Regions from separate parts of the Homo sapiens genome. Here regions 1 and 2 are each linked to region 3. Evidence: chromatin loops called from intact Hi-C (ENCODE). Cell type or tissue: mammary epithelial cell. All regions are shown on one strand. Links, peaks and the distances in the headings refer to the core of each region. The heading gives the core; the rest is flanking DNA. Region 1 has its middle 77 kb from the start of DLEU7-AS1. Region 2 has its middle 8.8 kb from the start of DLEU1-AS1. Region 3 has its middle 62 kb from the start of DLEU1-AS1.

Region 1 (10,992 bases), core at 3,928-7,927, 140 kb after region 3:
CACTTGTGCACCACTTTGCCAGATTGTAGGAGGATGAGAGGCTGTGCACTGCTTAAGATCTGAGGTTTGGTTTTTCCCTCCTTTAGTCAAGACAGGCTCTGTGTGCATGGAGCTCCTGCCCAGGTCTGCCTCAGGTCTGAGCCCAGACAGCAGCTGCTCCACCCCTAGGGCTTGTGGAATTAGCTATCTATGAGATTACAAAGGAATTAGCTATCTATGAGATTCAGAATGAAAAGTGAGCCCGTGTAGCATAATTTCATGTTTTCATCAAGAGCTAGTAGATTTTAAAAATCAAAGAGAAGGCAGGAAAATCAAGCAGTGGTCAGGAGCGGGGGCATGGGAGGGGAAGGAGACGCCGTGTCCACCTACAGCCATGGTTCAGCTGCTGGGTTAATCTGACTGTTAAACTGAACAGAGTTTGATGAAGTTTTTCTATTTTATTTTATTTTTCTGTACTACATCAACCAGTGGATTTTTTTTTTATTTCACTAAGTCAAACAATTATTTTACCAGTTTAAGAGGTATTCTATGACTATTAACAAATAACTCTAATCATGAAGGTCTTGGTCTAGACTTAATTAGCTTTTGGTGGTTTGGATTGGAAATACCTTATTTTTCTCATTTACTTATCATCTATTTTTGCAGCATCATTTGTATGCAGCTAAGCATTATGTCAGGCCTCAAGGATACAAAGATCAATGCAGTGTGATTCCTGCCTTCAAGGGACCTATCACTGTCTTGGAGAAGTAACGGTGAAAATTATAGTCAACAAACTACATGACTGCTTTCCCTACTTCTGCCCTGTGGCCTTAGGACACTTAGGTAACATGGCCTTGCCAACCTCTGGGTGCTATTAGACTCATGAGATCCCCAGCCAGGCCTCTCCACCTCAGCACTTTGTTGATTTGCCTCCTTTGACCATCCCCAGGGCAACATGCCCATTCCTTTTTCTGTTTTTCTAGCTCCCCCACCCACCCCTCCTCAGCTGACAGTTTACTTCTCCAACTTCAACAGCTTCTACCCAAATCCCCCTGGGAACCAGCCTGCAACAGCCACCTGACTTTCCCGCCTCCTCCTTTCACGGAACACAGGCTTCCATTTAACCAGAAATACATGTTTTTTAACTTAAATTTCCCTCGAAAATACACAAGGGTTTAAATTAAGGGTAAACGTTGCATTTTCAAATCACAAAAGTTTTTGCCAAAATTCACAATGTTTGAAAAAAATAGGTTGAGACACTTTCTGAAAGGTTTTCCCATCTGCAGTGAAATTTGTGGATCGCATGGGAGGTCTTTTCATGTGTGTCATCGTTCTAAGAGCCCACTGGCTATGCCTTTTATTTCTCCAGGCATGGGTGCACCTCGGGGGTGGGCTGAGCACCTATGAGTCTAGGTGGCAGTTTCTAATTAGGGCTGTGACCTTGACCATGCCCCCTACCTTCCTGGGCCTCAGGAAATGAAGATGGAACCAGCTCCACTCATAACTGAGCCTGGAGACTTCATGTTTCTAGACTTACTGAGATTCTTGGATGACACATGCCAATTAATCCAGTTAATCTTTTTCTTATCAGCAAGAGGCAAGAGGAAAGTGGGGGCACGGGGAAGGTGAAATTATTTATATCCTCAATTTTATATGTTTTTCTGGGCAATGTTTTAAGCACTGCACATACCATATATCTGCTAGAGGTGCCCAGCAATGTGAGACAAAACTCATAGCAGGCAATGGAATGAAGAGCCACCTCCTCTGAGCTACAAAATCATTGCTATGCTAAAAACTATAATTCTACGAGGTCTATGACTTTTTTGTCCTTAATATGTGCTAAGTGTTACCCAAAAAAAGAATAAGAAGTTCTGTACGCTCTTGCATACGTGTGTGTGTGTGTGTGTGAGTGTGTGTGAGCAAGGAGGTTTCCGAATGTATGAAGAGGCAGAGATTGAAAAATCGTCTTGTGCTATTCACAAGTATGAGGTCTAGGTATTTTTTTTTCTCTGTTTTTAGTAAGCATGTGTGCATGCATTTAGTGGGTGAGGACTGAAGAATTAACAAAAGCTCCAACCAAATACTAATTTGTTCAGTGAATGTGAAGGTAATCCAGGATGAGGCCTGATTTCATATTTGCATGCAATCACAGTATTTTCTTTGCCACCGAGTTGTTCATCTGGGAGGTGGGGGTCATTGACACCAGCTGGTTTGAGGTGCCACACCTGTGAAGGGCTGCTCCCATCATTCTCACCTGACTCTCATGAGAAGCTACATCCCCCTAAGGCCTGGGCTCCCTGTGATTCCCAAGGAATCACGTTGGGAATACCTCCAGGGTTGCTGTGTCTGTTGGTCTCAGTTCCCTGGGCCAGTCCTCTTCCACTTCCCTGAAGAGATTCCAAGTTATCCTCCTGGCTTTTCTCGGACCCTACACTGATCCCCATTACACCCTCAAGATGTGCAGAGCTGCACACTGCTGTGACTTTGGGTTATTCTGCATGAACACTCGGTGTCAACGCCAGGCAAGCTGGCTCCCCAGCCTCTTCCAGAATGAGACACCTTCTCTCTGCTTCTCCCCTGTGGGTGCTGGATCACTGCAGGTAAGTCACCTTGGGAATCTGGTGAAAATAAAGTTTCTTTCTTAGTAGATCTGGGGTGGTGCCTGAGAGTTTGCATTTCTAACAGCTTGCAGGTGAGAAAGGTGCAGTCCTGACTTTTTGAGAGCAAGACTTTGAAGTGCACCTCAGGCTGCAGATGTTCATACCTGGCAGGGTCACCTTCTTGGCCTCTGGCTCCAGCCCTGGCCACAGGAACACCTCTCAGGAGACAGGAAGAAGCTAGTCCTTAGGTTGTAAAGTAATCACATGAGGTTGGGCTTTGGTCGGGGGTGGGAATGGGTGTCTGCAGCTTTTTCCAATTACAGATAAGAAACTAGTTGTTTTAAAGACAAATAAGAAATATAATAGACTAACATTGCAGTTCCCTAGATATATATAGTCTAAGAAATAGTGGTCCTATGTGATGTTAATAGGAGTTATGTGCAAAAGGAATCTCTATGCTCAAATGAGTTCTAGAATTTAAAATCTAAACACAAGGTTAAACAAAGTTTAATAGGTTTTTACTGCAGAACTTTTCAAAAGCTTTAATAAGTGAACGTACATTATAGATCTCCAAGAAGGACATAAAGTATGCTACACTCCCCAAAAGTGTTTTCCCAGGAAAGCCCTATTTTTTTTTCAGCGAGGTTAATAGGACTAAATCTCCATGGGGAAGGGTCAAGCTCTTTGGGAAAGTGCATCATAGGAACCCACCAAGAGTTGACTTCATCAGCCTTTCTCAGCTCTTCTTTTGCCTGCCCCAAAGATTACAGAACAGGAGTGTTTGTTTTCTCAGATTCATTTGTGATAACTTAGTCATTTTAAGGATGTTCATGTGTCCATTGACTTTTTTTTTCTTTACAAATAGCACACATTTCTCTCAAATGCTAAGCCTGGAATATAAAAATTATGTCATCATGTCACCTGTTCATATGCACATCATACTCACTACTGAAGGGTATTCCTTTACCACTGTCTCCCCTCCTTAATATACAGTTGACCCTTTACAGGGGTGAGGTTTGGGGCAATGACACCCACACCTGCACAGTTGAAAATCTTTGTATAACTTTTTTTTCAGAATTCTATCAGATATATTTATTTATTTATTTGTCTGTTGTTTTTGTTTCAGAGAGACATGTGCAGGTTTGTCACGTAGGTACATTGGTTTCACGGGTTTGGTGTACAAATTATTTAATCACCCATGTATTAAAATAAGCATAGTACTCCATAGGTAGTTTTCAGATCCTCACCCTCCTCCCACCCTCCACCCTCAATTAGGCTAAAGTGTTTGTTATTCCCTCCTTTATGTCTATGTGTACTCAAGTGCTTAGCTCCCACTTATAAGAAAGAACATGCAGTATTTGGTTTTCTGTTCCTTTGTCAGTTCACTTAGGATAGTGACCTCCAGCTCCATGCATGTTGCTGCAAATGACAATATCTTATTCTTTTTCATGGCTGCATAGTATTCCATGATATATATGTACCACATTTTTTTTATTCAGTCTACTATTGATGGGCACCTAGGGTGACCCCATGTCTTTGCTATTGTGAACAGTGCCACAATGATCATTTGTGTGCATGTGTCTTTATGGTAGAAATATTTCTATTCCTTTAGGTATTTACCTAATAATGGGATTGCTGGATCAAATGGTACTTCTGTTTTAAGTTTTTTGAGAAATTACCAAACTGCTTTCCACAGTGGCTGAACTAATTTATAATACAGTGTGTAAGCAGAGTATAAGTGTTCTCTTTTCTCTGCAGCCTTGCCAGCATCTATTATTTTTTGACTTTTTAATAATAACCATTCTGACTGTTGTGAGGTGGTATCTCATTGTGGTTTTGATTTGCATTTCTTTGATGATTAGTGATGTTGAGCATTTTTTCATATGCTTGTTGGCCACGCATACATCTTCTTTTGAAAAGTGTCTGTTCATGTCCTGTGCCCACTTTTTAATGGGGTTGTGTGTGTTCTATAACTTTGGACTCCCTGAAACTTAACTTATCGTCTATTTTTGAGCAGAAGGCTTCCAGATAACATAAACAGTTCAATTAACACATATTTAGTATGTTATATGTGTTATATACCATATTCTTACAATAGAGTAAGCTAGAAAAAAAAAGAATGTTATTAAGAAAATCATAAGCGAAAATATATTTACTATTCATTAAGTGGAAGTGGATCATCATAAAGGTCTTTATGCTTGTTGTCTTCATGTTGAATAGGCTGCGGAGGAGGAGGCAGAGGAGGGGTTGGTCTTGCTGTCTCGGGGTGGCAGAGCTGGAAGAGGTGGAAGGGGAGGCAGCACACTCAGTGTAACTTTTACTGAAAAAAATCTGCAAGTAAGCAGATCTGAGCAACTCAAACCCATGTTGTTCAAGGGTCAACCATGTAAGCAGAATGGTTGTGGTAGAGCAGAGGAAAGGTAAGAGAAAGAGTATTTAAAACAATGAGAGCAATATATTTCCCTCATTGCTTATCACTTGCAATTAGAAAAGCCCAGCAGATTGATTTGGTTAAATATTTTGAGTAAGTTTAAGAATTTTTCTTTCAAATTCAAGAGTTTGTCTGGGCAGATAGTAGAAAAAATATAAGATAAGTGAACTCAGAGAGCAGTGCTTCCTCTAGATTCTGCTGAGGGGTCTCCATCCTGGTGAATATTTCCTTGAACATAGAAGTAAAAATACTTTCCAGGGAATCTCCTGGTTTTTAAATCAGAGTGTGGCATGCAACTGGAATTTCTGTGGTTGTGTTTCAGGCAGGCAGAAAAGGCATTTTACAACTTCAAATCTGTGGGCAATTCACTCAATGGCTGCATCCCAAAATTCTGCATCCCAAGATTACCAAAATTCTGTTGGTTATCTTTGAGAGAATTAGATAAAAAAAGATGGAGCAAATGAAGGTGTGTGTGTTTGTGTGTGGGTGTGAGGTAGGAGAATAAATAGAGTCTGGAGACAGGGAATCCATGGCTGATTCACTGACTTCCTAGAACTTAATCAAAAGGAAAACCCCACCTCTCCACACCCACATAACAAAAGGATCAGAGGCTACTCCTTTTACACTGCATAGCCGATGAAAAATGGAAAGTACCCCTGATTGGTCCCCTCCTGCAACCAATCAGACAGGTCGTGGCCCAAGTCTTCATGTCTAACTTTGTAACTTCACTTCAGCCTCTGATTGGTCACCTCCTGTGACCAGAGTGGTCGTCGGCCAAGTCTTCATTTATGGAGAGTGTAACCAAGTAACCAATGGGAAACCTGTAGTGGGTATTTAAACCCCAGAAAATTCTGTAACCAGTGCTCTTGAGTGGAGTGTACTTTCATTTCAATAAATCTGTGCTTTCATTGCTTCATTCTTTCATTGCTTTGCTTGTGCATTTTGTCCAATTCTTGGTTCAAAATGCCAAAAACCTGGACAACTTGTAGTCAAGGCCCTCCACTGGCAACATGTATATGTGTTTTTGAGGTGGTAGGTAGCTGAGATTGAAGATGAGTGGATTTATGAATTGAATAACAATAAATATCCTACTTAAAAATGTTAAAAGTTGGAAATCATCTCTTATTGTGATAACATATTTCTCCTCCCTGGGAATCTGTTGGACAGATTGGAGCTGGCAGGGTAGGGCCTGTATTGTTGAAGTTGCCATGGCTACTGCAGGAAGTGAGCTTTCTTCTAAAAACCTCACTGGCCCAAGAACAAGCCCAGGCAAGTCTACAATTCAATGACTTAGAAGTATTTTCTTATTCTAAAATGTTGCACTGATAATTGCTAAGAAGTATAAACAAAGGAAAGGGAGGCTGTTTGTCTTTGTCTTTCTTCCTAATTAGTCCCTTTCCTTACATTTTCCTTAATTATCTACACACCTGAATACAAGTCCCTCCCAATTACAAAGCCAATGCCTATTTTTTGAAACAGAAAATTTTAAAAACATTTTTTGCCAATTTGAACATATAAATATTTAAGCCTCTAAGTGAAATCGTTAAAAATCTACTTATAATATTCCATTTATTAATCTACACATATGTATATTAATTGCATAAAACTGAAAAGAAAATTATATACACTCATACTTTGCAATATTGCTTTATTCTACTCTGATATTTCATGAAACAATCTGTTCACATGTGTCGTGTGCATCTTGGCTGTCAGCAACTTTGCCATCACTGGAAACCCTTTCTGATTTTTTAAAACAGTTTTCCAAAACTATCTTCTCTGCCACCCACGTTTCTATAACACAGCAATTTTTAAATACAGATGTAATACTATCACAGAAAATTTTATCCCAGACCACAAGTATCCATTTCTACAAGCTAGGACAGGTTTTCTTTTTATAATTCATCATCCATGTTTTAGTGATCTCCATCACGTCTCACTTACTGTATTGCTTTTTAAAAAAAGCTCATGTTCGAGCTGGGCATGGTGGCTCACGCCTGTAATCCCAGCACTTTGGGAGGCTGAGGTGGGCTAATCATGAGGTCAGGAGCTCGAGACCAGCCTGGCCAACATGGTGAAACCCCATGTCTAATAAAAATACAAAAAATTAGGTAGGCATGGTGGCAGGCACCTGTAATGCCAGCTACTCAGGTCGAGGCAGGAGAATCACTTGAATCCAGGAGGTGGAGGTTGCAGTGAGCCGAGATCGAGCCACTGCACTCCAGCCCAGGCAACAGTATGAGACTCCATCTCAAAAAAAAAAAAAAAAAAAAGCTTATGTGCTTATGTTCAATGGTATGCAAGACTTGAAAGAATGAGTTAAACTCCCAAAGGAAAAATGATCACACTATGTTAAATTTCTTTGAGTCCTTTTTTTAAAATTCAAAATGAATTCTATTAGATGACCTAACAAAATAGCAGTAGTAACAACAACTAACACTTCCCAAGCCTTTGTCATCTGCCAAACACTGTTGAAACACAGTATGCATAGTAACTTATGTAAGGGCCTCTTTCTCAAGAGTGCTTCCAGAGTGTGGCAGAGGAGGCTCCCTGAGCAGATATGGCTGTGGACCAGAAAAAACATCACTCACTGTGATGTCCTGAGGGCATCAGATGGTTTCTACTTGTGTGTGCCTTACTGCTGCTTAATCTGCTGGTTATCAAACGCACACGCATGTATGCGCACTCACACACACACAGTTGACTACCTTTTCTTTTTGTCAGAGGGAAATAGAAGATCTCAACAGCATGCCATTGTTTTAGATAAGTGGTTCTCAGCACTTGTCTGCATATTAGAACCATCTGAGAAAGCGTTTTAAAAACAGTGATGATGCTCAAGCCTCAACCCAGAGCAAATACATCAGAATTTATGTCTGGTGGAGCCAGAGCATCAATGGATTTGAAAGCTCCTCAGGTGATTCTCATTTTTAACCAGCCTGAGAACCAATGTTTTAGATTATTGCACACAAACCAAATGTCCTCATATTTCTCCCTAGATGAATTGAATGTCCTGCACCTACTAGGAAGTTTAGAATTACTATCCATACTCTTTCAGTATTCAGCAGCTTTTCAAAAATTCTGCTTAGAGGAATGCCTGGTGGATTCACGGATCTTACCTGTATGTTTAGAATACATCCAAGTTCTTCTGGACTCATAACACCACCCAGAGACTGATGCAAGGGATCTATCTCCCCACCAGCTTCTCCCCACTCGTTAAGGGGGGCACCCAACTCCTCAACTCTGTCCCCTACCTGCCCACACCCACACACACACATTTCCTGTCTCATATCTCTCAATCTTTAGTTGATCACACTAGAGACATTCTCTTTCTGATCTAACAATTCTCCTTCCACAGTTTTTCCTTCTAATAAAGCCCACTTAACAAAATAATAATAGTAACTTCCGCTTTGACTGTTAAGTATCACACATTTACTAGGTAGGCATTTTATATAACTATCATTAAAGCCTCACAACAAACCTAGGATAGACTCATTTTGCAGATAAGGACACTAAAGGCCGTAGAGAAAATACAACCTCCTTAACATCACCTAAGTAGCAAGTAGCAAGTCTGGGATTCCGACTCTGATATATTGATTCCAATGCTGAAAGCTCCAAGCTGTATTACCGCACTCTCTGGCTTCATTGATGTGCAGTTTGTACAGTCACACAGGGTCCTGTGCTCAGAGGACATCAAACTTGATGTAATGCTGTCTGTCACTGTCTGGAAGTTCTGAATAATTTTTGAACAAGGAGTTCCACATTTTTCTTTTGCACTAGGCTCCGCAAATTAGGAGTCCTGCTCTTCTACTCCTGCCAGAAACAAATCAAGGCAAGTCACTCTATATCTTTTGAGAACCAAAAGTGTATTCAAATCTTGACCACTTAGAATAAAAGCAGTGAACTAAAGAAAAAACGTATGTTTTAATGTGAAATTAGACCTGATAGAGAACTGGTACTACTAACCTTTGAAGTTCCAGAAAATGTTCAAAATCTTCAATAAGGCTGCTTTCCACCTTATCGTCCTCTGAGTAACCTAATTTTACTCATATTGGCCCTCAAAATAAGATTTTTAAAACTTAATGATCTAGTTTTTTGTTATTTCCATTCTGTAGCTAATCCCATCTCCAACTAATACACCCATCTCCCCAAAAATAAAGATCAGTTATTTCATTTCCTTTGGGAGCCAAAGCACACTCAAATTGTGATCATTTAGAGAAAAAAGGGAATATTAACATTTAGAAAAACCTATGACCTTAAAGATAGATTAAAAATACCCAATCTGAAGAACAGAGAGAAAAAAGATAAAAATAGGAAGAAGATGAGGACGAAGTAAAGGAAGAACAACAATGAAGTCCCAGGGACTGGTGGTTAATATCTAAAAGTCTGCCATGCATACTACTGGAATCCTAGAAGAAAATAATAGGGTAGAAAAGTATTTGAAGAAATAATATGCAACAATGTCTAAAATTTGGAGAAATATATAGTTTTACAACTTAAGGAAGAGTAATAAACTTCAAACAAAATAAAGATAAGGCATACCTACCCCTATCTATAAGAGATAAACTTTAAAGAGACAGGTAGATTAACAGTAAATGAATAGAAGGATACATACCATGCAAACAGTAAATCTTAAGAGAGCTGTCATGACTATATTAACATCAGGCGAAGTAGACCTCAGGACAAAGAATAATGCCAAAGTAAAAAGGGACATTTCATAATGATAAAATACCCAATTCTCCAGGAAGATTTTTAGTTATAAATGTGTATGTATAATAACAGAGTTTCAAAATACCTGGAGCAAATATTGAAAGAATTAAAGGAAGAAATAGACAATACCACAATCATACTCAAAGAATTTAACATCCTTCTCTCAAACAATGGTAGAGCAGTTAGACAAGAATTCAGTAAAGACATAAAACATATGAGTAACACTATCAACCATCTTACCCTAGTTGATATTTATAGAGTACTTCATCAAGCAACAGCACAATAAACATTCCTTTCAAGAGTACATGTTCACCAAGGGAGACTATATACTTGGCCATAAAGCAAGTCTCAATAAATTAAACAATATAAAATTGTACCAAATTCACTCTTTGTATACTATGGAATTAAATTAGAAATCAACAAGATAGAAAACCCCCAAATATTTGGAAATTAAATAGCAAATTTCTAAATATTATAATTATGTCTCAGAAAAGAAATTACAAGAAAAAATAGAAAATATATGAAAAAATGAAAATATTATAAACTATGCATCTAACAAAATCTAATATCCAGTATCTATAAGGAACTTAAACACATTTACAAGAAAAAAACAACCTCATTAAAAAGTGGGCAAAGGACATGAACAAACACTTTTCAAAATAAGACATCCATGCTGTCAACAAGCATATGAAAAAAGCTCAATATCACCAATCGTTAGAGAAACGAAAATCAAAACTACAATGAATACCGCCTCACATCAGTCGGCATGATTATTACTAAAACGTCAAAAAATAACAGATGCTGGCAAGGTTGCAGAGAAAAAGGAATGCTTCTACACTGTTGGTGGGAGTGTAAATTAGTTTAACCATTGTGGAAAGCAGTGTGGCTATTCCTCGAATAGCTAAAAACAGGACTGCCATTCAACCCAGGAATCTCATCACTGTATGTATACCCAAAGGAATATAAATAGTTCTATCATGAAAATACATGCGTGTGTACGTTAATTGCAATACTATTAACAATAGCAAAGACGAAGAATCAATCTAAATACCCATCCATGGTAGACTGGATAAAGAAAATGTGGTACATTTACATCATAATATTGAATACTATGCAGCCATAGTAAAAGAAAGAAAGAATGTCCTTTTCAGGAACATGGAGGTCATCAACCTTAGCAAAGTAACACAGGAACAGAAAACCAAATACCATGTGTTCTCACTTATAAGTGGCAGCTAAATAATGAGAACACATGGACACGTAAAGGGGAACAGCAGACAC
Region 2 (10,992 bases), core at 4,044-8,043, 53 kb before region 3:
ACATGATATTGGTATACAACTAGACAGAGAGAAGAGAATAGAGTCCCCAAACACACTCAAATACATATAAGAATTTAGTATTTGATGAAGACACTTCAAATTAGGGAAGGAAATGAAAGATTATGCCAGTGAATAGTGCTGGGGAAATTAATTCAGTTTTTAAGGGAAGGAGGAGACCCAAATCATATCCCTAAATAAATTCTGGATGAATTAAATAAATTTTAAAATATGAAAACACAAATGAGTAAAAGAAATTATGATAAGTATCTATCAACTCTCAATGTATGGAAGCACTTTTTAAACAAAAAGGTAGAGGAAGAATCTATAAAAGAGAAAACAGAATGTTTTTACATAAAAATTATAAACATATACATCAAAACTCATGATAAAGAAACATAAGGCAAAGAATAACTTGAAAAAAGGGCAAAATAGAAGACAAAGGTTAACATGGTTAATATGTGAAGAGCTTCCGAAGTCAATGATTAGAAGATAAATATCCTAAGCAGAAAAATTTTCAATATTCACAAAAAAGGAATTTGTACGAGCAGAAAAAAATTAGACAATAAATCATGAAAAAATTTCAGGCTCACTATTTATTTAAAAATAATTTTAAAAGACACAAATTTCTGTCCATTAAATTAGCAAATATTTTAAATTTCAAAAAACTTTGATAATTACATAGTTGGGTAAAAGTTCAAGATAAAGGAAAATCTCATCCACTGCTGGTGGAAGTATAACAATCTTTTAAATTTTCTGGTTAGAAATGTTGGCAATATGTATGTATTCAAAGACTTAAAGCTGTAAACAATATTTGACCTAATAATTCCTTCTTAAGGAATCTATCCTTACTTCGGATATATTTTTAGGAAATACAAGGATTTAGGTATAAGGATGTTTATTGCAGGGTTACTTGTGACTGAAAAATTCTAAAAATAGGTTTAATTACTGACAGCTCATCTGTAGGCATGGCAAACCACATTCTCAGGAATATTTAAGGCTTTAGAAAAAATATAAAAGGTAACATGAAGTGAAAAATGTAACGGCAAAGTTGCATGTACAGGAGAGCTGTGGGTGGGCTTGGCTATATATGTACGTACATGCATATATGTACACATACAGAAAAAAGACTGGAAGGATTTGTGTCGATGAAATGTTAATAGTGGTTCTTAGGATGGTGGAATGATTAGTGGGTTTTTATTACCTTTATGTGGCACTTTTTCAAATTTTCTGTAAAAAGGCTGTATTAACTTTATGATCAGAAGTATAAACATTAGTTTTGTAATTTTCTTTGCTATCAAGGGCTCCCTCTGCTGCTCACCTAAAAAATTATGAAGAGTTGGCTTCCTACTTCTCATTCCTGATTTTCCTCATCTCCTAATAGCCTCTGTTCTTATCTTGTGACCACTTTCCACTTATTTACCTTAGAAGCAGACTCGTCTAATTTGAGTATTTGGAATGATATGTCAAGTTCTAGACTTTGTTTTTAATTGAGATATAACTGACATACACTAGTCGTCCGTTTAAAGGGTACAATTCAGTGGCTTTTAAGTATATTCACAGAGTTGTGCAAATGTCACCATGATCTAATACCAGAATATTTCTGTCACCCCCAAAAGAAAACCTATGCTCATTATCAGTAACCCTTGATTACTTCTTTCCGCCATCCCTGGTAACCACTAAACTACTCTTAGTATTTATGGTGTTGGGTCTAAGAAAATGATACCCCACACAATGGTGCTTTGGCATACTGAACACTTTGAATTAAATGAAGATGGAGTACCTTAGAAGCTGTCTCAGAACCCAAAACATTTTAACCCTCTTTTGTTTCTTCTCCCCTGACTCCAAGAGCAAGGAGGGACTCTGTCTGGAATTTCCTTATCTAACTAAGGAAACTTCTCAAAAGACATGCAATTGTCTGAAGACTCACTCTCCAGGAATCTCATGAAATAATCCAGAAAGATTACCCACCTGAGAGAAGAAAAGACTATAAAAGTCATCACTACATGCAGTTAGACTTTTCATCTATTCTTTTGAGGGCAGGTTGGAGAGATTACCTAGGAGACTTTTTCTACATACTAAGACAACCTTTGTTCACAAGGCAGTTCCACCCCTCTCCTTCCCTTAACTTGCCAGTCCCATTCAGTTTCCTAAGATAATTATTTACAAAATAATATTTGCCTCCTGGGTGCATTCATTTCCTCTGAAAATCACTTACTACCCTTCTAAAATTTGTTACAGCTCCCAAGTTTTCTCTCCCCTATGAGGAGGACATTTAAACCTTAACCATATGGCCCTTTTTTGAGTCTCATGTTTTGTATGGCTCCCATGATTATGCATATTAATTAATGTGTAAACTTTTTCTCATGTTAATCTGTCTATTGTCACTTTATTTCAGTGAACCTTCAGAAAGGGCAGAAAGGAAGTTTACTTCTGCCTCTACAATGGATTTGCCTACTTTAGACATGTTTTCAAGATTTATCCACGTCATGGCATATACCAGAACTTCATTTCTTTTATGATTGAATAATATTACATGGTTTTAATATACTATATTTTGTTTATCTGTTCATCAATTAATAAATCTTTGGGTTGTTTTCACTTTTAGGCTATAATAATTAACGCTGTTAGGAATATTTACTTGTAAGTTTTTGTTATATGTTTTTAATTCTCCTGGGTAGATACTTAGGGATAAAATTGCTGAATTAGATTGTAACTTTATGTTTAGAAACTGCCCAACTGTTTTCCAAAGTAACTATCATTTTAATATTTCACCAGCATTGTATGACAGTTCTGGTCTTTCCTTATTTAAACTAATACTTAATTGTTGCCTTTTATTGTAGCTATCCTAGTAGATATGAAGTGTTATCTCATTATGGTTTTGATTTGCATTCTCTAATGACTAATAATATCAAGCATCTTTTCATGTGTATACAAGATATTTGTATATCTTCTTTAGAGAAATGTCTACTCAAATCCTGTGCCTATGTTTTAATTGGATAATTTATGTTTTTATTGTTGAGTTGTAATAGTTTTTAAATATATTCTGGATCCTAGACCTTTAACAGTACATGATTTGTAAATATTTTCTCCCATTCTGTGGGTTGGCTTTTCACTTCTTTATATTATCTTTTGAAGTACAAGTTTTTTATTTTGATAAAGTCCAGTTTATCTATTTTTTTCTTTTTTTGCTTGTCTTTTGGTGTCGTATCTAACAAACCATTGCCTAAATCTGAGGTCACAAATTTTACAGCTGTGATTTCTTCTAAGAGTTTTATGCTTTTAGCTTTCACATTTAGGTCTTTGATACATTCTGTGTTAGTTTTTGTATAGGGTAAGAGATAGGAATCCAATTTCATTCTTTTATATGTGTATATGTGTATCTCCCATTTTTGCAGCACCATTTGTTTAAAAGACTATTGTTTCCTCCTTTGAACTGTTCGGACATTCTTGTCAAAAATCAGTTGACCATAAATGTATGAGTTTATTTTCAGACTCTCAATCCTATTCCATTGATAAATATGACTATCCTATGCCACTACTGTACAATCTTTATTGCTGTAGCTTTGTGCTGTAGATATCAAAATCAGTAAGTGTTAGTTCTTTAACTTTGGGTTTTTTTTTTCAGATTATTTTTGTTATTCTGGACCCCTTGCATTTCCACATGAGGTTCAGTATTAGCTTATACATTTATACAAAAAAGGCAGCTGGAATTTTGATGGAGACAGTGCAAAAACTCTAGACGAATTCAAGGAGTTTGTTATCTTAACAATATTAAGTGTTCCAATCCGTGAACCCAAGATGTATTTCCAGTTATTTAAGTCTTCTTTAGTTTCTTTCAATAACATTTTATAGTTTTTAGTATGCTAGTCTTGGAATTATTTTGTTAAATTTATTCCTAATTATTTTATTCTTAAAGCTGTTATAAATGAAATTATTTTAATTTTATTTACTGGTTGTTCATTGCTGGTGTATGAAAATACAATTGAGTATTCTGTATTTCTCCTGTATCCTTTAACCTTGCTAAACTGGCTTATTAGACTTTCGTGAATTCCTTAAAATTTTCTATATAATGTCATTGGCAAAGAGATAGATTTACTTCTTCCTTTTCAATTTGGCTGCCTTTATTTATTTTTCTTCACTAATTGCTCTGGCTAGAGACTCCAATACAGTGTTGAATAGGAGAGGCTAGAAAGAACATTCATTTCCTGGTCTTAGTGGGAAAGATTCCAGGATTTCGGCATTAAGCATGATATTAGCTGTGCATTTTACTCTGATGTTGTTTACCAAGTAGAGGAAGTTCCCTTTCATCCCATTTATTGAGTGTTTCATCATGAAATCATTTTTATTATAGATTCAGACAAATTATTTTTCTGCATCTTTTGAGATGATTCTGTAATTTTAGTCTTTCTTTATTAACATGGTATATGACATAGAAAAATTTTGGTATATCAAACCAACCTTGCATTCCATTGATAAATTCCATTTGATCATTTGGTACAATTCTTTTTAAAATGTTGCACACTGAATTAAGTGTTCTAGTATTTTTTGAGGTTTTTTTTGGCATTTATATTTATAAGGGATATTGTTCTGGAAGTATCCTTACTTGGGATATTTTTGTCTGGGTCTGATATCAGAGCAACACTGATCTTATAGAATAAGATGGGAAATAGTCCCACCTCTTCTATTTTTGAAAGAGTTTGCAAAAGATTGCACTTACTTGTTTTTGAAACATTTGGTAGAATTTGCCAGTGAGTACATCTGGTCATAGGCTTTTCTTTGTGGGAAGTTTTTTGATTATGAATTCAATTTCTGTATTTGTTATAGGTTTATTTAGAGTCTGGCAGTTTGTTTATAATGTGCCTCAAAGAGAATTTTTTGGGGGTTGAATCTAATTAGGGACCTTTGAGTTTCCTGAATCTGGGTGTTTATATCTCTCCTAAGACTTGGGAAGTTTTCAGCTATTATTTAATTAAATAGGTTTTCTGTGCCTATCTTCATCTCTTCTCCCTCTGGCATTGTTACAATATGAATATTTGTTGGCTTAATGATGTCCTGTAGGTCCCATAGGATTTCTTCATTCTTTTTATTCTTATTTGTCTTACCTCTGAGTTATTTCAAAAGAACTATCTTAAAGTTCAGAAATTCTTTATTCTGTTTGATTTAGTCTGTTGTTGAAACTCTCAATTGTATTTTTATTTCATTCAAGGCACTCATCAGTGTCAAGATTTTCGTTTGGTTCTTCTCATGATATCAATCTCTGTTGTTTTCCTAATTTCATTGAATTGTATTGAATATTGGCTGTATTCTCTTGTATCTCACTGAGTTTCTTAAGATCATTATTTTAAATTCCCTTTCTGGAATTTTGTTCTTTTCTTTGGATTCTGTTACTGGAGAATTATTTTGCTCCTTTAGACGTGTCGTGTTTCCTTACTTTTTCTGTGTGTGTGTGTGTGTGTGTGTGTGTGTGTGTGTGTGTGTTCCTTTGTTGATATCTGTGCATACCAGTGGAACAGTCATCTTTTCAAATTTGGTGGAGTAGTTTTCAGAGGGAGAGACTGTTTCCTGCACATGAGTCATAGGATGTTGTTTAAGTGTGGTGTGTTGGCTTTGGTTTTAGATGGACTCAGTAGCATGGTCTCTGCATTTTATTCAGCTGCAATCCTCATTTATAGTGTCTGCAATTGTTTCAGTGGCCTAGGCTGTTGGTTTGTGATGGCAGTGATATGGTTTTGCTGGGCGAGGTGGGGTGGGGGTAGGGGTTGCTGGGCTGGCTGGCAGGCCAAGTGTGTAGGTATATCAGACTGTCCAGCTGTGTGTCATCTTCCATATTGTGCAAGTCCACCTATTCCCTTGTGGGTGGGGTGCTCTATGTGTTTGAACACCAAAATCTTAGCCATTCCACACAGCAATAGGCTCCAAGCAGCTAGGATAGTGGTGATGCAGCCACTCAAGCGAGCATACTGGAATGATGGCATGACTTCAGGGATACAGAAAAATAGTGGCTACTGGATCCCAGGGCAGGACTCACTCTAGTAGTGGGTCCAGTTTCGAGATGGCACTGTGTCATACAGCTTTGGTGTGGGGAGTGGGGTGTGTGTGTGTGCACAAAATGGGCTCCTGTTTTGAGGCAATGCAGTTACATGAACTCTAGGCAACTCTCCTAACTGGTTTAGGACATGTGAGGACTATCTACCTCTCCTGTAGCAAAGAACACAGGCATCTGCAGCAGTAACGAGGACTGCTGGGCAGTTGTAGCTTACCCTCTCCCCATAAGAAGTTCATCCTGGCTTTGAGCTGATCTCAACAGGGAAAACAGTATGGCTGAAATAGGGTTCTTCACTCTCTTGTCTATGGTGCTATCCTGGGTTTCTGTGTTCCACAAGGATTTTGCAATTTTCCTGGTGCTCTCCAGTGTACTTCCTCATTCATGCTAGTGAAAATACAGTTGTTTATTCATTGTTTTGGTCCCTTTTTGCTGGGGAAGATGAATACCAGGCAAGTCTAGACAGCTATCTTGCTGACATGCCAGTCCACAAGTTTTTTCAGTTGTCTTAATTTGTAACAATCTTGTTCAGATTAAAATAAACTTAATTTCAATAGTATATAAAAATTTTGCATTTGTATAGCTCTATTTCCTTCTGCCTCCTTTGTGCTATTATTTACTAAATTTACTTTAGTCTGAAGGATTATCTTTAGTATTTCTTGTAGAGCAGTCTGCTAGTGATATATCCTTTCAGTTGTTTATTAGAAATATCTTAACTTCATTTTCCTTAGTTTTTTTACTATATTTAAAATTTCAGCAGCAAAATTTTGTGCTGTTACTGTAATACAAATTAGATTTATATAACATATACTCACAACACAAATTCATAATTATTGCTTTAAGAGGGTTTGAAATAATAAGTTAGAAAAATCAGAGTTACAAATAAAAAAATACATTTATACTGTCTTGTATATGTAGTTACTTTTTCTAATGCTCTTTATTTTCTTTATTTGAATTTGAGTCACTGTCTAGTGTTCTTTGACTTTAGTGTGAAGGACTATCTTTAGTATTTATTTTATTTTATTTTTTTTTGAGATGGAGTTTCACTCTTGTCACCCAGGCTGGAGTGCAATGGTGTGATCTCAGCTCACTACAACCTCTGCCTCCAGGGTTGAAGCGATTCTCCTGCCTCAGCTTCCTCAGTAGCTAGAATTACAGGCATGTGCCACCATGCCTGGCTAATTTTTGTATTTTTAGTAGGATGGGGTTTCTCCATGTTGGTCAGGCTGGTCTTGAACTCCTGACCTCGGGTGATCCACGCGCCTCGGCCTCCCAAAGTGCTGCGATCACAGACATGAGCCACTATGACTGGCCTATCTTGAGTATTTCTTGTAGAGCAGCCTGCTAGTGATAAATCCTCTCAGCTGTTTATTAGGAATGTCTTAACTTCACTATTTTGAAGAATACTTTTGCTGGATATAAAATTCTAGGTCGACATCTTGGTTGACATTTTTTTTTTTTAACACTTAGAGTATATAATTCCATTGCTTCTGGCTTCCATGGTTTCTGATGAGAAATTATTTGTTATTTTTATTGAGAATCCATTGACCTGATGAGTAGTTTCTTTCTTTCAGGTTTCAAGATTCTTTCTTTGTCCTTCAACAGTTTTATTATGATGTATCTAGTTGTAGATCTCTTTGACTTTATCATACTTGGAGTTCGTTGAGCTTCTTGGATATATAGTATAACATTTTCCTTCCAATTTGGAAAGTTTTCAGTCATTATTTTTAATTTTTTCCCCCTTTCTCTTTATCCTTGACGTCTGAGACTACATTTATGCATGTTTTTAGGCTTGATTATCTCTGAGTCTCTGCTTATTTTTTTTAATTCTCTTTATTTCTATTACCTAGAGTGGATAATCTCAATGGACCTGTCTTAAAATTTACTGATTCTTTTGTCTGCTTGCTGAAATCTGCTGTTGAGCCCTTATAGTAAATTTTTATTTCAATTATTTATTTTTCAACTCCAGAATTTCTATTCAGTTCATTTTTATAATTATCTCTTTATTGATATCCTCCATTTGCTGAAATATCATTCTCATACTTACCATAATTATTTAGATATAGTTTCCTTGGTTCTTTGACCGTTTTTTAAATTTCTGACTTAAAGTCTATGTCTAGTAAGTCCAACGGCTGTATTTTCTTGTGGATAATTTCTGTTGCTTACTCTATTTTTTCTGTATATAGACTATTATCTGTCTTTGCATGTCCTATTTTTTTCCTGGGTATTTAAAATAATTTGATGTGGCACTGAAAATCAGACTTTCCTTCTTCTAGGGTTTCTGGTGGTAGTGGTTTTCTGAACTAATTCTTGCTGGTGGTAGTGGTTTCTGAACTAAATACAAAGCCTGTATTTGTTGTTGTTATTGTTATGAGTAGCCACTGAAATTTCTGCTCAGTGGTCAGCTAATGATCAGAGAGAAAGTATTTTACATGCCTGGAAGAAATAAGTACTAAAGTTTTTGCTGAGAGGTTCTGTGTACATTTTGGAGCATGGCTTTGACACTAAGTCAAGAACTTGACAATTCTGTCTTAGCCTTTACTTCCTGCTTATACAAAGCTTCAAGTTTAGCCAGAACTGAGAGCACAGGGCATTGTCTGTTTTTCCTGACAATACGCATAGTCCTGAACTTGCACATGGCTCCACATATGCATGTAGCCTTTTAGATTCCCAGGAATATGTCAGCTTTTCAAAGTTCCCCATGAACATCTCAGATTTTCCTTTGAAGCCTTTTGGTTAGTCTATTGTTTGTATCAACTGTGTCTCACTTCTTCAGGGAGCTGCAATATTCAACAGATTGTTTTCAACAAATGCTCCAGAGGAAAAGGCTGTTTGCATTAGATGACTTTTGAAGCAGATCTTATAAGGACAACCTTTTAAGTAGGGTCTTCCAGGGAACTTCCAGAAAGGTCAAATAATTTTAATTTTCTGGGAATGGGGATTCAAAGAAGCTCCAACCTTGTTTTGCCCTTTCCAGTGACTACAATGCTTTTGCTTTTCATTGTGATTGTGGGTTGTTTATTTTATATCTACTGTAGAGCTGGAGAAGGTAGAGTGGATTGGAATAGGACAAGTTAAAATGCCACAAAACTCTCTGTACTTACTGAGATTCAGCCATTTTTCTGAATAAACACTCTCTGGATTGCTGCAAGCTTTTGGTTCCTTTCCAGACTTCTGAAAAAGTTAACTCTGACAATTTTTGCTGGTTTTCTCATTGCTTTTATGGGGGAGAGGATTTTCAGAAGTCATTACTTCATCATTTTCACTGACATCACTTCAAGTTCTATTTTTTTAATGAATTTTTTAAAGAATTCTGAAATTCCCTCTTAATCACACCTAAATGAGCCACTGTTTATTGAACTTATATTGAACTAATAAGAACAGAATTTAGTTTAACTCACCTGGCAACCTTGATGAAAAGTGGAGTCAGCTGAGCCATTACTCCTTCTCTAAACAATGCTGACTGAATGCAATGTCACTTTGATAGACATTACAGTCAAACAAATGCTCAACACTATTTAGTTGTCTGTATTTGATACTATGTTGAGTGCTGAATAGGTGGAGTGAAAAGATTATTATTCTCAGTTTCTGGTAGCACCACCTGCTCTAGTCAAGACCAGGTATTGAATTCTACTCAGAAATTTTGTCTGTATGGATGACACCTTGTACTAAGTAGATTATTAATGCTTACATTTTGTTTCTTGGGGGGTACTTTAAGACTGCATAATTCAATCTTGGATCCTTAGAATCCTAAACTTTTAGAATTGGAAACATCCTTAGGTATCATCTAGTCTTTCATTTCCCAAAAGGTGTTCTAGAGATGTTTATAAATGCAAAGGGACAGAAGAAATACTTTGAGTGAATGTGGCTTAAACAAAGTCAAGCAGGTTTATTTACTGCTGGGGTTTTTGTAACATTCAATATACTACTTTATACTCTAAATTTCTAAAAGGGGGCAACAACTTGTTGCATTTCCCTAATTAATTGGAGAATGAATTCTTTTTATTAAAACATGTCTCCTAGAAAATGTTCTGTAGGGTTAGGAAAACACTGACCTAATTCAGTATCATTATTTTATCTATAAAGAGATTGAAGCTCAGGACTGCCAGATTTAACAAATTACAATGCAAGTCTTCTAGCAAAATTTGAATTTCATGTAAATAATGAATAACTTTTTATCATTTGCATAAGGCATACTTATACTGTACTAAAAATATATTACTTATATGAAATTTACATTTAGCTGAGCATTCTGTATTTTTGTCTGGTGATCCTAGCAATTGGCTTATCCAAAATGACATAGCAAATGCATAGAAGAACTGGGGCTAAAATAAAGTTTTTATACTCTTACTTAGTGGTTTTATTTTCTAAGCTACATAGCATGGTTAAGGGTTTAATGGCACTGTGGCCTACTAAGGAGATACTATAATACATATAGAACCGCTTCACTCTTCTGTGACCCTCTATCACAGTGTCTGCCTAACAACCTAGCAGGAGAATACTACAACCAATATTAATGTAATTGAAAAATAACAATGATGGCCAGGTACGGTGGCTCATGCCTGTAATCACAGCACTTTGGGAGGCCAAGGTGGGTGGATCACAAGGTCAGGAGTTCGAGACCAGCATGGCCAAGATGGTGAAACCCCGTCTTCACTAAAATTACAAAAATTAGCTGGGTGTGGTGGTGGGCGCCTGTAATCCCAGCTACTTGAGAGGCTGAGGCAGGAGAATCGCTTGAACCCGTGAGGCGGAGGTTGCAGTGAACCAAGATCGTGCCACTCCGCTCTAGCCTGGGCGACAGAGGAAAACTCTGTCTTAAAAAAAAAAAAAAGAAAGAAAAAGAAAATTAACAATCATAATGATGACTGACCTTTATTGGATGCTTACTGCATGCCAAGCACTGTTCCAAGAGACTTCTGTCTTTTGTCATTTATGCCTCCACAACA
Region 3 (10,992 bases), core at 3,024-7,023:
AAGGATCACTTTTCACTTTCGAGGTGGTGCCTTGTCGCTGCATCCTCTGGAGGGAACAAATGCTGTGTCCTTACACAGAACATGGTGGAAGGGCAAGAGGGCCTGGCTAGGGCCCTTTATAAGGCACTAATCCCATCCATGAGGACAGAGCCCTCATGGCCTAATCACCTGTCAAAGGCCTTACCTCCTAATACTATCACGCTGCGTCTTAGGTTCCAACATATGAATTTGTGGGGGATACATACGTTCACACCATAGCAATCCCCAACCTTCAGTAAAAGTCTGTAGCTTTGGGGTAGATGGGTAGGATATTCAGTGTAAGGTCATGTAGTACAGAGAAGAGATGGCACATTCCAGAGGTAAGAAATAGACAAGAGAAAGGGAATTCAGAAGCAGGAATAAGAGCCAGAAGTGACACTAGGGAATTCAGGAGCAGGAATAAGAGCCAGAAGTGACAGTAAGAACCCAAGCTCCCCAACCTCTGAAATGCCAGAGATACTGCATAATAAGCTGAGCTTCCCAGAAGCCAATTTACTTATCCATGAACAAGGTGCCCCTAACCCGTTGGAACATGTAGGAACCCCAGTGGATGGTAAGTGTATGTACCCACTTAGAAGGAATGGAACAAAGCTAGCTTTCTGACAATGGACACACGTTTAGTCTGATAAACTGGGCTTGGGAGACAGGCAGAGGACAGGGACTTGGGACAGAGTGGTAGACAAGGAATGTGAGTGAGTCAAGGTGGGAAGGCTAAGGGAGCCCTTTGTGTGCCTCGGAGAACAAAGCTGGTGTCAGCTTTCGGCCTTTTTATGCTAATATTTTATGATTAAAAGTCTAATTCGTTCTTTGGGTTTTATGATTTATACTGCGTACTGTGTAAATCCAGGAAATCAGGCTAGGTTCTCCACGAGCCACATTTGCACAGCTTGATGAGGTTTCGCTTCCACACGGTGTGGCTATTTCTTAGTGGATTCTCTTCTACTTTTAGCCACAGAGCACTTCATCCTGCAGATGTCTTGAGTATGCATCAGCTGTGTCAGCAAAGATCCCTAAGACAGAATTGCTCCCCTGGGATGCCGAGCAGGGATTTACTTCTTTAAACCCCCTTTTATTTAAGTGCTGGCAACAGGGTTATAACAAGGAACATATTTCAAAACCATTTTCTCTGTCCCTATCTATTTCTGCAATCTTTATTTCAGCAAATAAAACCTAGGGTCCAAGTCCCATTTTTTCCCAGGATAATTTCGCCTCTCACACAAGAGTGTGTTTCTGAAATACTAAATCAAGGGGCTGTTGGGGCACCCTCAGAGCTCAGAGCAGCTTGAGTGTGAAGTAAACATTTTCTTTAAGGGGTCTTTCCACAGATATACCAGATGAAAAGTCCAGAGCACTGCGTTTTCCTTCACACAGACCTCAGGCTTTGTGACATCTGGAAAAAGTGGTTTGCTATTTGGACCTTCCAGCAAAACTCTCGTTCAATTGGATTCACATAAGACTGTGCTGTTCGCTTATAGTTTGGACAATAGCAACACCTCTCCTTTTACTTGGCAATGCTAGAAGCTATTTGGATAAAAATGAAAGCCCTTGAAAAAGCATTAGGGAAATTGTCACACTCCTGCTGTAAGGGTGTGAAAGGCTGTCGCTCAGTCTCCTGACCAGAGCTGAAAAGGTGTCTTAGCTCACCTGGATCATCTCAGCCCTCTGTACTGGGGTTTCGACTCCTGATTTTAAGAGCTGGCATCTTAAAGGTTTAGTCCTTGGGTACCAAGCAGGGGAGACACAGGCCCCACTTGAGCACAGAGAAGCCAGGCCAGCAGAGGAAGATAACCCATGGGGCAAACCCCCCTTTTGTTGGCCTTGCAGGACCTGAGTGAAACAGACCAATTATCCACCCCACTCACAATCCCAGTCCATGGGGCAGCACCTCCCTTCCCTTAGCCTAGGAAGAAATTTCCATGGGAGAGGATTTTGTTGTTCTGAGGGGCATTTGGATGAGAATACAAAGAGAATGGGAGGAAACGGGAGAGAAAAATCATCAAGATGAAAAATGAACAAGATTTATGAGGGCAACCCATCCCTCTCCCGCTGCTCAGTCCCGCTCCCCGAAATGTATTTTCCAGCTCCTCATACAGACTGACTTTAAATGAAGCAAGCTAGCAAGCTGCCATCACTTTCTTTGAGAGACTATCAACAGATTAATAGATCTTCCCAATATAGTAATTCTCCTCAAATCAAGCCTATATTTTCCATCACATCACTGAATTTATGTTTCCCTTGGAGTAGCCTAAGCCTTTGTTTATGCCTTTTGAATGTTCATTTCATATCCACCACTATTGTGTTTCCTTTTAGCAATGCAGTCGCTGGGCCAGGTTATATAGCTCTAAGTCTTTGGAATAAGTTTCCTTCCAATCTGTAATTACCTTCATGCTGCTTTTCAGATTTCCTCTGGGTATTGTCATCTTCTGTGCTCTGGTTCTCTGCCCTGTGCGGGGATGAGGGTAACTGGGCTGTGCTTGGATCCTGCTGCGTGGAGCAGGGTTTGGCATTTGGGGGTCTGCAGACTTTCTGGCTTCCACGCTTGCTTTAGGACAAGTTATTAAACCTCTTGGAGTCTAAAACTTCTCATTGGTGACAAAAGTAATTTTTGTCTCTTCCTTCAATCCCCTCACACTCTGTTAACCTCCACACCCAAGCCTGGCTGCTTTATTGATCTCATTCTCATAGTCGTCTATCCTCCCCAGGTCTCAAAACCCTACTGGATATGGCTACAAGATCCAGGGCACAGAGAAGAGAGAGGACGGGTCTTTTGTGATTCTCCCAGCAGGGCAAGAGGTGTGAAGAAATACCAGTTGCCTTGTAGAATACGGACAGAATTGAATGTAGGCAGAGTGAGAATTTGAACTTCTGGGAACAAAGTTGTTAAATAAACAGAATGTTTGCATTATAGAGTCTCAAGAGGCTGCTCTGAGACCGCCTTCCTCTCTGCATCATGTTCGGCCAGTTCCTCTTTGTCTGAAAAACTCTAAAAGACTTCTCTCCTGCTACTTTGTTCTTGATTTCTTTTTGTCACCAAACCTCAGGCTTTTTGTGCTGTTTTTCTCCCATATGTGCTTAAATTTGTAAAATAAATTCATCTGTGTCTTTTGGTTTTATAGGAAGGTCTTGAGAAAACCTGAAAACCGTTAGGACTTCGAAAGGCTGCTTGATTAAGATGCCACTCCCATCCCCCTTCATTTAAAAAGAAAAGCTCTTCAAAGTCTTACAGCTATGAAGACCATATTTTTAGGTTCCTTGTGGTTACTTTAATGTCTGACCTTTCTTTGACATTGTGTTTGGGAAAGGCAGGGGATATCTCCAGAGATAAATTTTGATCCACCATTTTCAGTCCACGCCAACTCCCAAATAGTTGACCCTGATTCATCTTGAAGGCAAATGCTCGGCTTCTTTCACTCTCACCCCTTGGGTGGCGCATCACTCAGACCTTTTGGTTCCCCTTTCCCATCCTCTCCCTACCTCCTCCCAGTTCACGCAAACAAAAGTTGCCCCATCACCAAGAAACTCAGCAGTCCTGACCTTTTCCTCGCCTTTGCTGGTTGTTTGCCTTGGATCTGCTTTTTGGTGCTAACGGCCCAGGCATGAGTCCCAGCCTGGGCCCTGTTCTTTAGGGGATTCAGCTCGGCTTCCCTCGGCCTGCCTGCACTGCCCCCTAGACTGCCCCTCGGTGGCTACCCAAACAGCCAAGGCCCTCCCACACCCAGGTGCAATCTAGTGTATTCCATCAAGGGGTGGCCAAGGCAGTCTGTGTGGGCAGTGCGTGGGAGGAACTGTGTGGGCAGTTCATGGAAGTGAGAACTGATGTTGGACAGAGCCAGGGAGGAAAGGACAGGAGGATGGGTCATAGGCTGGGACCTAAGTGATAGCATCCAGTTTTCCAGAAGCTCTGACGTTCTGCTGCAGAACTGTGAGGAGTCTGAATTCTAAATGGGTCCTCAGCCTTCTGGATATATTTATCAATATAGAGGAGCAAGCATATTTAATGATTTGTGAGCTTCTGTGTAACTTTTACAAATCTAGACCTGTGCTAGGCAGACCTCCATTTATACTCTTCCCTAGGCCTGCTAGAAGGTGTTAGGGCAGGCCTGCCCGGGACTGCAGCTTAGAGCAGTCTGATTTTGTTGATGGGGGTGAAAACTGTCAGAGAGAGGTGCTTTCTGCTGGATGAAAGGAGAGGCTGGAGGCCAGCTCCCCAGACCCAGCCTTCTAGGTGTTCCTACGGCTTTTCTATCCAAATGTCTGCCCCCTAAAGGGAATGTGGCTCTCTGGGGGAAGGGCTGTGCTAGTTCTAGAACGAGTCAGCTTTGGGGAGCAAACATGGTACGTGCTCTCCTAGTGGAGCATCAGTGGCTTTGCAAGCTGGCTAGGCAGTGGGCCCCAATCTATTTTATTAGACCCATCACTCAAACTGAACCCAACACATTACTTTACACTGGCGCGGGGGTACTCAGTGGGTAGACCCCTGAGTCTGTCAGGGGTAGACTTTTCTTTCCTTGTTTGGCTCATTCATGCCCTGTGATTCCTAAAGCATTGCTCATCTCAAGTCTAAGTTGCTGTGCCCCTTGAGGAAAGTTAAATATCATTGTGTTCTTTACCTCAAATGAGTAAAAAAGAAACGTCTTCAACATGGTGAGTTTTCTTAAAACCTCCAATAATATGATTAAACATTTTCATGGTTGATGAAATAAACTTTTCAAAGTAATATGGAAAAAAATGATTCCATTTAAATACCTTTTAGCCAAAAAAACCTATGAAGCTTGTTATGCAGTGCAGGAACAGAGACTTTTGCAGGGCTTGCCTGAGCATCTTGAGGTCTGTGGTTCAGCTACCAGCCCCACCATTGACTCAGGACTCAGCTGGGGTGGAACCCTGCAGGCAGACAGGCCTGTGTGTCCTGGCAGGTTCCCAGAATACAGGCCAGGGTGCACAGGCAGGCAGGGAAGTGACTGAGTGTGTACATGTGAATTTCTGTGCAGACCTCTGCAGAAGCAGCTTGAAAGCCAACCTACTAATATCTCAAGGCTTCAGATTTCCAGAATGCTGACCAATTTATGACTAAGATATGCATTTCTGTGTTCAGGCTACCCACAGATCCAGGGCCATAAATAACTGCCAAAGAAGAGAAGCCTTCTCTCTTCTCTGCTGTTGCTTCATTTTATAGTCTCAGGAAATCTCATCATAGGTAAGTAGTACCTCGAAAACTTAGCCACATTCCTTTGCAAAGAATAACAGAAAGCAAAAAAATACAAACTGCTTCCACCAATCCTGGATAGGCCTGTGTGAGAAAAAGTTATGCATTCATTTAATAAATGTTTATTGGGAGCCTACTATGTGTCAGTCAGTTAGGGCAAGAGGTGTGAACCAGCAAGGATCAGAAGCTTGGCTGAGTTACACAGGGCAGGGTGGGCTGAACTGGGGCAAAAGGATTGCTGGCCTCCAGCCCTGATTTCATAGCATATTGAGTTACCAGATAACTGTCTTGTGTCTCAACCGGCACAGTCATACAGTTTAAGAGTGTTCATTGCTTTGTGTTACAGACTGGTTATAAATAATGACAATGAGACTCAACAAAGTTTAACATAATTTATTTTAACCAACACTTATAGAGCTCTTCGTAAGCACTGTTCTAAGCACTTTGCAAATATTCATTAATCTTCATAACAACCCTATGAGACAGGTACTATTTTTCTCCCTATCTTACACATGGAGAAATGGAGATATGGTCAAGTAACTTGTTCAAGGTTACATAGCTGATAAGTGGTGGAGCTAGAATCGAAACCTAGACAAGGCGATCAACAGTCCTGATTTGTCCAGGATTGTTGGGTTTTCTGGGCTGTGGGACTTTCAGTACTAAAATCAAGACAGTTCCAGGACAAATGGAGACAACTGGTCACCCTAGAACTCTAGCTTCAAAGTCTATGTGTATTGTTAGAACTCACTACTTCTTCCTTAATTCTTCTGGGGTCATTGGCTAAAGATCAGCTTAACTCAAAAACTCCCACCTGGCGTTCATTCCTGGTGGGTGAGAACGGGAGAATGACTGGGAGATGTGTGGGCTCTTGGGGTTCTGGGAAGGGATCGATCCCATAAGTTTTAGAGCAGACACTGACTCCATCAGTCTTTCCCAAATGAATGGGTTCAGACCTCTACTAGGTACTCAATTCTGAGAAGAGTGGCTGAACTGTCCCCCTTTGTTTCTCCCCATCATGGAACAAAGTGAATAAAGACTGAAAAGTCAAATGGAATTGATATTTGTGGATTCTGATGAATTTCAAACTATAGTTTCAAATATACAGTACTTGAGACCAGAAGGGGACTCTTTCTGCAGCTAGATTTCCCTCAATAGAGAAACCCATTTGTACCCTTCCCACCACTTCCTCTCCAGCCAGTGCTTATGAACAATCTGGAGAAGAGGACAGTGCATTCTCCAACCACACTGCTTGTCTACAGCAGGAGCCCACATTGGACTCCATGCCCCGGCTGGCGTCTACTCTTTGTCATGGAGGAGTTTGCCTCTCCAGCCCTCGCCCGGGGCACAGAGCTCTTGCTCTGTGGGCTTCCCTGGAGCCATAGCCTGAGCCATGCCAGCGAAGTCAGAGAAGAGCAGAAGCTCAAACATCCCAAGAATTGTGTTCCATAAAAGGCTCACTTTCTAGTCACACCTTGTACACATTCTCTAGAGAGAATCACCTATTTCTTATTTTTGAAATGTTCTTTAATGTCATAGAATTCAGGCTCAGGCAGACTTGGGTATGAATATCAGCTCTACCACTTATTACTGTGTGGTTCTATCTGAACCTTGGTTTTCCTATCTGTAAAATGGGCATATTAATGCTTACCTCACATGACCAGCTGTAATCTGGGCAATGCACCTAGCTCAGTGCCTGGCCCATAGTTGGTACTTAATAGGATGCCATGAAGGCTCTCAGAACATCCCTATGAGGATAATGCCTAATCATCCCACTGGAAATCCATATACATACTTTATTTAGCAACTGAAAGCGTAAATGTGATTCATTTACTCTGAATAGGTAATCTATTTATAGTGTGGATATGCAAGCATGTATAGTGAAAAGTCTCCCTCCCACCAATAGTCCATAGATGACTCCTAGTTCCTATTTCCTGAAATAATAAATACAGTTTTTTTTTGGAGCCATTTCCAGCCTATATGAGCAAACACATATAGTCATGCATCACTTAATAATAGGAATATGTCCTGAGAAATGCATTGTTAGGCTATTTCCTTGAGCAAAAAGTCTTTAAGAAATGAAAAAGTTTATAAATTTGAAAAATTACAGTAAGCTCATAAAGTGTGCTTACACAGACCTAGATGGTGTAGCCTACTACATATCCAGGCTATATGATGTAGCTTGTTGCTTCCAGGTTACAAACTGTACAGCATGTGACTGTACTGAATATGGTAGGCAACTGTAACATAGTGGTAAGTACTTGCATATCTCTATACATCAAACATAGAAAAGGCACAGTATAAATACAGTATAAAAGATAAAAACATAGTACACCTATACAGGACCCTTACCATGAATGGAACCTGCAGGACTAGCTGCAGAAAGAGCCCCCTCCTGCAGGACTAGGAGTTACTCTAGGTGAGTCAATGAGTGAGTGGTGAGTGATTTTGAGGGCTTAGGACATTGTACTACTGTAGTTTGTATACACACTATACACTTAGGCTACACTAAATTTATTTTAAAAAATTATCTTCAATAATAAATTAACCTTAACTTACTACAACTTTTAAAATTTTTAAACTTTTTCATTTCTTAAGGACATTTTTTTTCCTTTTCATTTCTGGTGGACATTTCTTCCACCTCCACATCTTGTCCCACTGGAAGGTCTTCAGGGGCAATAACACACACGGAGCTGTCATCTCCCATGATAACAAGGCCTTCTTCTGCATACCTCCTGCAGGACCTGTCTGAGTCTGTTTTATAGTAGCTTTATTTTTAAATAGAAAAATTACACTGTAGACTAATGATAAAAAGTGTAGTATAGTAAATACATAAGCCAGTAACATAGTTATTTATTATCATTATCAGATATTACATGCTGTACATAATCACATTTGTTATATTTTATAGAAGGCCAGCATAGTAGGTTGGTATACACCAGCATTACCACAAAAACCTGAGTAATGCATTGTACTACAATGTCATAATGGCTATGATGTCACTAGATAGGAATTTTTCAGCTCCATTATAATCTTGTGGGAGCATCATTATATATGTAGTTCATCATTGACCAAGACGTTATTATGTGATGCAATTTATACATAAATGCTTACATCTTTTTAAAAAAATGTAACTTAGCAGTATATCTTAAAGATTGTTCACTGCAGAAACTGTGGTTTCATTTATTTATAGCTGTATGGTATTCTGTAGTATGGATGTGCATGCCTACAATCTCCTGTCTGTAATTCCTAAAATTAAAAACAAAACAAAACAAACCTCTGTGAACCAAATAGCAAACTCATTTGGTGGCAAAACGTGACTTAGACTGATACAAGGACTGATATATAAGGTTCAATGCCCCATATGAGCTTTCTAAATTTCAAAACATTCTGACATGCAAACCACATCAAAACCCAGGGTTTCAAATAAAAAATTGTGGAGCTGAACTGTAATTCATTTAACTAGACCCTTGTTGACTGGCATTTGGATTTCTAAAAGTACTTTTTGCTATTACAGTGTGGTAGTAAATAATGTTGTATGTCACTTCACACCTGTAAAATAACATACATAGGATTAATTTCTAGAATTGGGATTTCTAGGTCAAAGAGTAAATGCATTTGCAATTTTGACATATTTGGCTAAATTATCCTCTGTAAAGGTTTTATATCTTCTCACCCCTCATAAGCTTATTCCCCCAACATTCTTCTTTTTCAGTCTTTCCATTTGAGAGGAGTAAGCATCTTTTCATACTTTAAATGGCTACATTCAGTTCATTTTCTGTGAGCTGTTCGTTTATTTATTTTGCTCATTTTTTACATTGGATTGTTGAAGTTTTTTTTAGTGATTTGTCAGAGTTCTTTATGTATAAAGGAAATGAATCCCTTGTGATACAATCTGCAATTTTTTTCTAGTTGACTTGCTTTCAACTTACTTGTGGTGGCTTTTGCTGTTGGGTTTATTTGTAGACTTATTTATTTATTTGTTTTCTCTCTCTGCAGACAACTTTCCTTCAGACTATGTGTTTTTTTAACTCCATATGTGGCATAATCTATTCTGATTTTTCTAAAGAAAGAGAAAGAAGTAAAGGATGCAGGGCAAAAAGCTATCCATATGATTTAGGTCTTAGGAGACTCAGGAAATTGATAGGCAACATTGAACATTTTAAATTCAGCACTTACTAAGGGTTTTGTGTTAAGTTTTTGTATCTATCTATAACAATAGCAACTTTCATTAGTGCATAGTACAATAATAGAATATATATATCTTAAAAACAATTTTGTTTTTTGTCTCAGTCAGAAAGCACAACCGTGTGCACAGTCACCTAACCATGTCTATTCCCTGTCTCTTGCTTTCCTTTTTCAAAGCATGTTTTGCTCTGTGGGTGTGCATGCCTGTGCGTGTGTTTTGTTTTTAAAGACATTGCTCATGTGCATAGTGCAAAGGTCATTAAAGAGAAAATTTGATTAGTTATTAAGTATGTTGTAAATATATTGGTATTGAAGACTATTTATTATATTTCCAAAGAAAAGATAAATGTTTCAAATACTTTAAGATAAAGAAGACTTCTGTTGAAATCCCCAATTAACTTTAAACTTTTCAAATCAGCAATCAGAATGAAAGGTGGTTAACCATCTGACATTTTGGCAATCTTGTGACATATACCGTAGTAAAGGCCAAAAAAACTGGAATTGAGTTTCATGAGAGGGAACAGATTCTAAGATTCGAGTGCAGAGGTGCCTGCATTATTCGAGTGCAGAGGTGCCTGCATTATTGTGGCTCTATTTGCTGTCTATTTCACTTGCCTATGCTTTGGGCCAGTGTAGGCCTCTTCTCTTTTCACTTTAAGCCTGTGGTTAATTTTCAAGTAAGAGGGCCCCATGGGGTGAGGCCCAGAGGAGGCGAAGGCTGGGGGTAGGTCAGGCGGGGGCGGGTGGGGGGGGGCCTGCAGACCACAGCCTCTGTTTATCCGCAGTGCAGGTGCAAGGCAGTGGCGGGAAGGCGGTGCCCCTGGGACTTCTCCCAATCAATCACCCCACCTAGGCCACCGGGTGGCCCCTTGGGGCTGCCTCACACAAAGTGCAGCCTTTCTCTGACATCCCAAACAGGCAGAGAGGCCAGAGTTCACAGAGAGCAGGGCTTTCACTACTTGGCTGTTTTTAAAATGTAGTCAAGTTAAACTGCAGGGAGAGTCCCAAATGGTAAAAATCTAAATAGTCTCACTTTCAGTCCATCTCCCTGCTCCCTGGAGCTGCTCTGACCTTACCTTCGATTTCCTGTCTTGAGCCTCCCCTCTCCATTTGAGGGGGTCACTGTTGTTTTTTCCCTCCTGTGAAACTCCTGCTTAGCTTCCAGCCTTTGGAGAAAGTGCTTAATATTTTCAGCAGTGGAGACTTCCTTTGCAGGCTTCAGAAAGACAATTTTCTTCGGGGAAGAAAGAAAGTGAGACCATAGCCAATGCAGCAGCTGACAGCCTCTAGCCAGACAGATGTTAGAGGAGGCAGAAGTGAGGAAAGATACAATATACTTTGGGGAATTTGTTAATCTGAAATTATTAATTATACTCTTGCTAAAGGCATTGTATTAAAAATCGGGCAACAAGAGAAAGAAGTAGAGATGCAGTTTCTACAATTCAGTTCACAATATACTTGAAAAGATCAAATAATGGCACATCAAAAGTAGAAACAGTAAATGGGTTAGCTCGGGGTTTAAATCCTAGTGCTGCTAGTTCATAGCTATATGACCCTGGCAA

The links. A loop is a pair of places that touch in the nucleus more often than their neighbours do. Peaks named below come from ENCODE experiments on the same cell type or tissue, not always from the same donor. Only the 100,000 strongest peaks of a DNase experiment are listed, where the experiment ranks them.
Region 1: it touches region 3 in a loop (4-fold over the local background); 1 of 110 quality-filtered maps calls a loop at or near these places.
Region 2: it touches region 3 in a loop (2.8-fold over the local background); 3 of 110 quality-filtered maps call a loop at or near these places.

Annotation. Positions count from the first base shown.
Region 1 is chr13:50,725,347-50,736,338 of GRCh38, forward strand. It overlaps a transcript of DLEU7 not described here. Among named protein-coding and RNA genes, the nearest start is that of DLEU7-AS1, 77 kb to the right of the region's middle. RefSeq lists an enhancer at 6,141-6,340. In mammary epithelial cell, for the core only: no CTCF peak of the experiment used is centred there; DNase peaks (open chromatin) are centred at 6,235, 6,865 and 7,575; H3K27ac peaks cover 2,520 bases.
Region 2 is chr13:50,530,798-50,541,789 of GRCh38, forward strand. No RefSeq gene overlaps it. Among named protein-coding and RNA genes, the nearest start is that of DLEU1-AS1, 8.8 kb to the left of the region's middle. In mammary epithelial cell, for the core only: no CTCF peak of the experiment used is centred there; a DNase peak (open chromatin) is centred at 5,564.
Region 3 is chr13:50,584,341-50,595,332 of GRCh38, forward strand. No RefSeq gene overlaps it. Among named protein-coding and RNA genes, the nearest start is that of DLEU1-AS1, 62 kb to the left of the region's middle. RefSeq lists a silencer at 10,137-10,336 and an enhancer at 10,437-10,636. In mammary epithelial cell, for the core only: no CTCF peak of the experiment used is centred there; DNase peaks (open chromatin) are centred at 5,031 and 5,511; H3K27ac peaks cover 835 bases.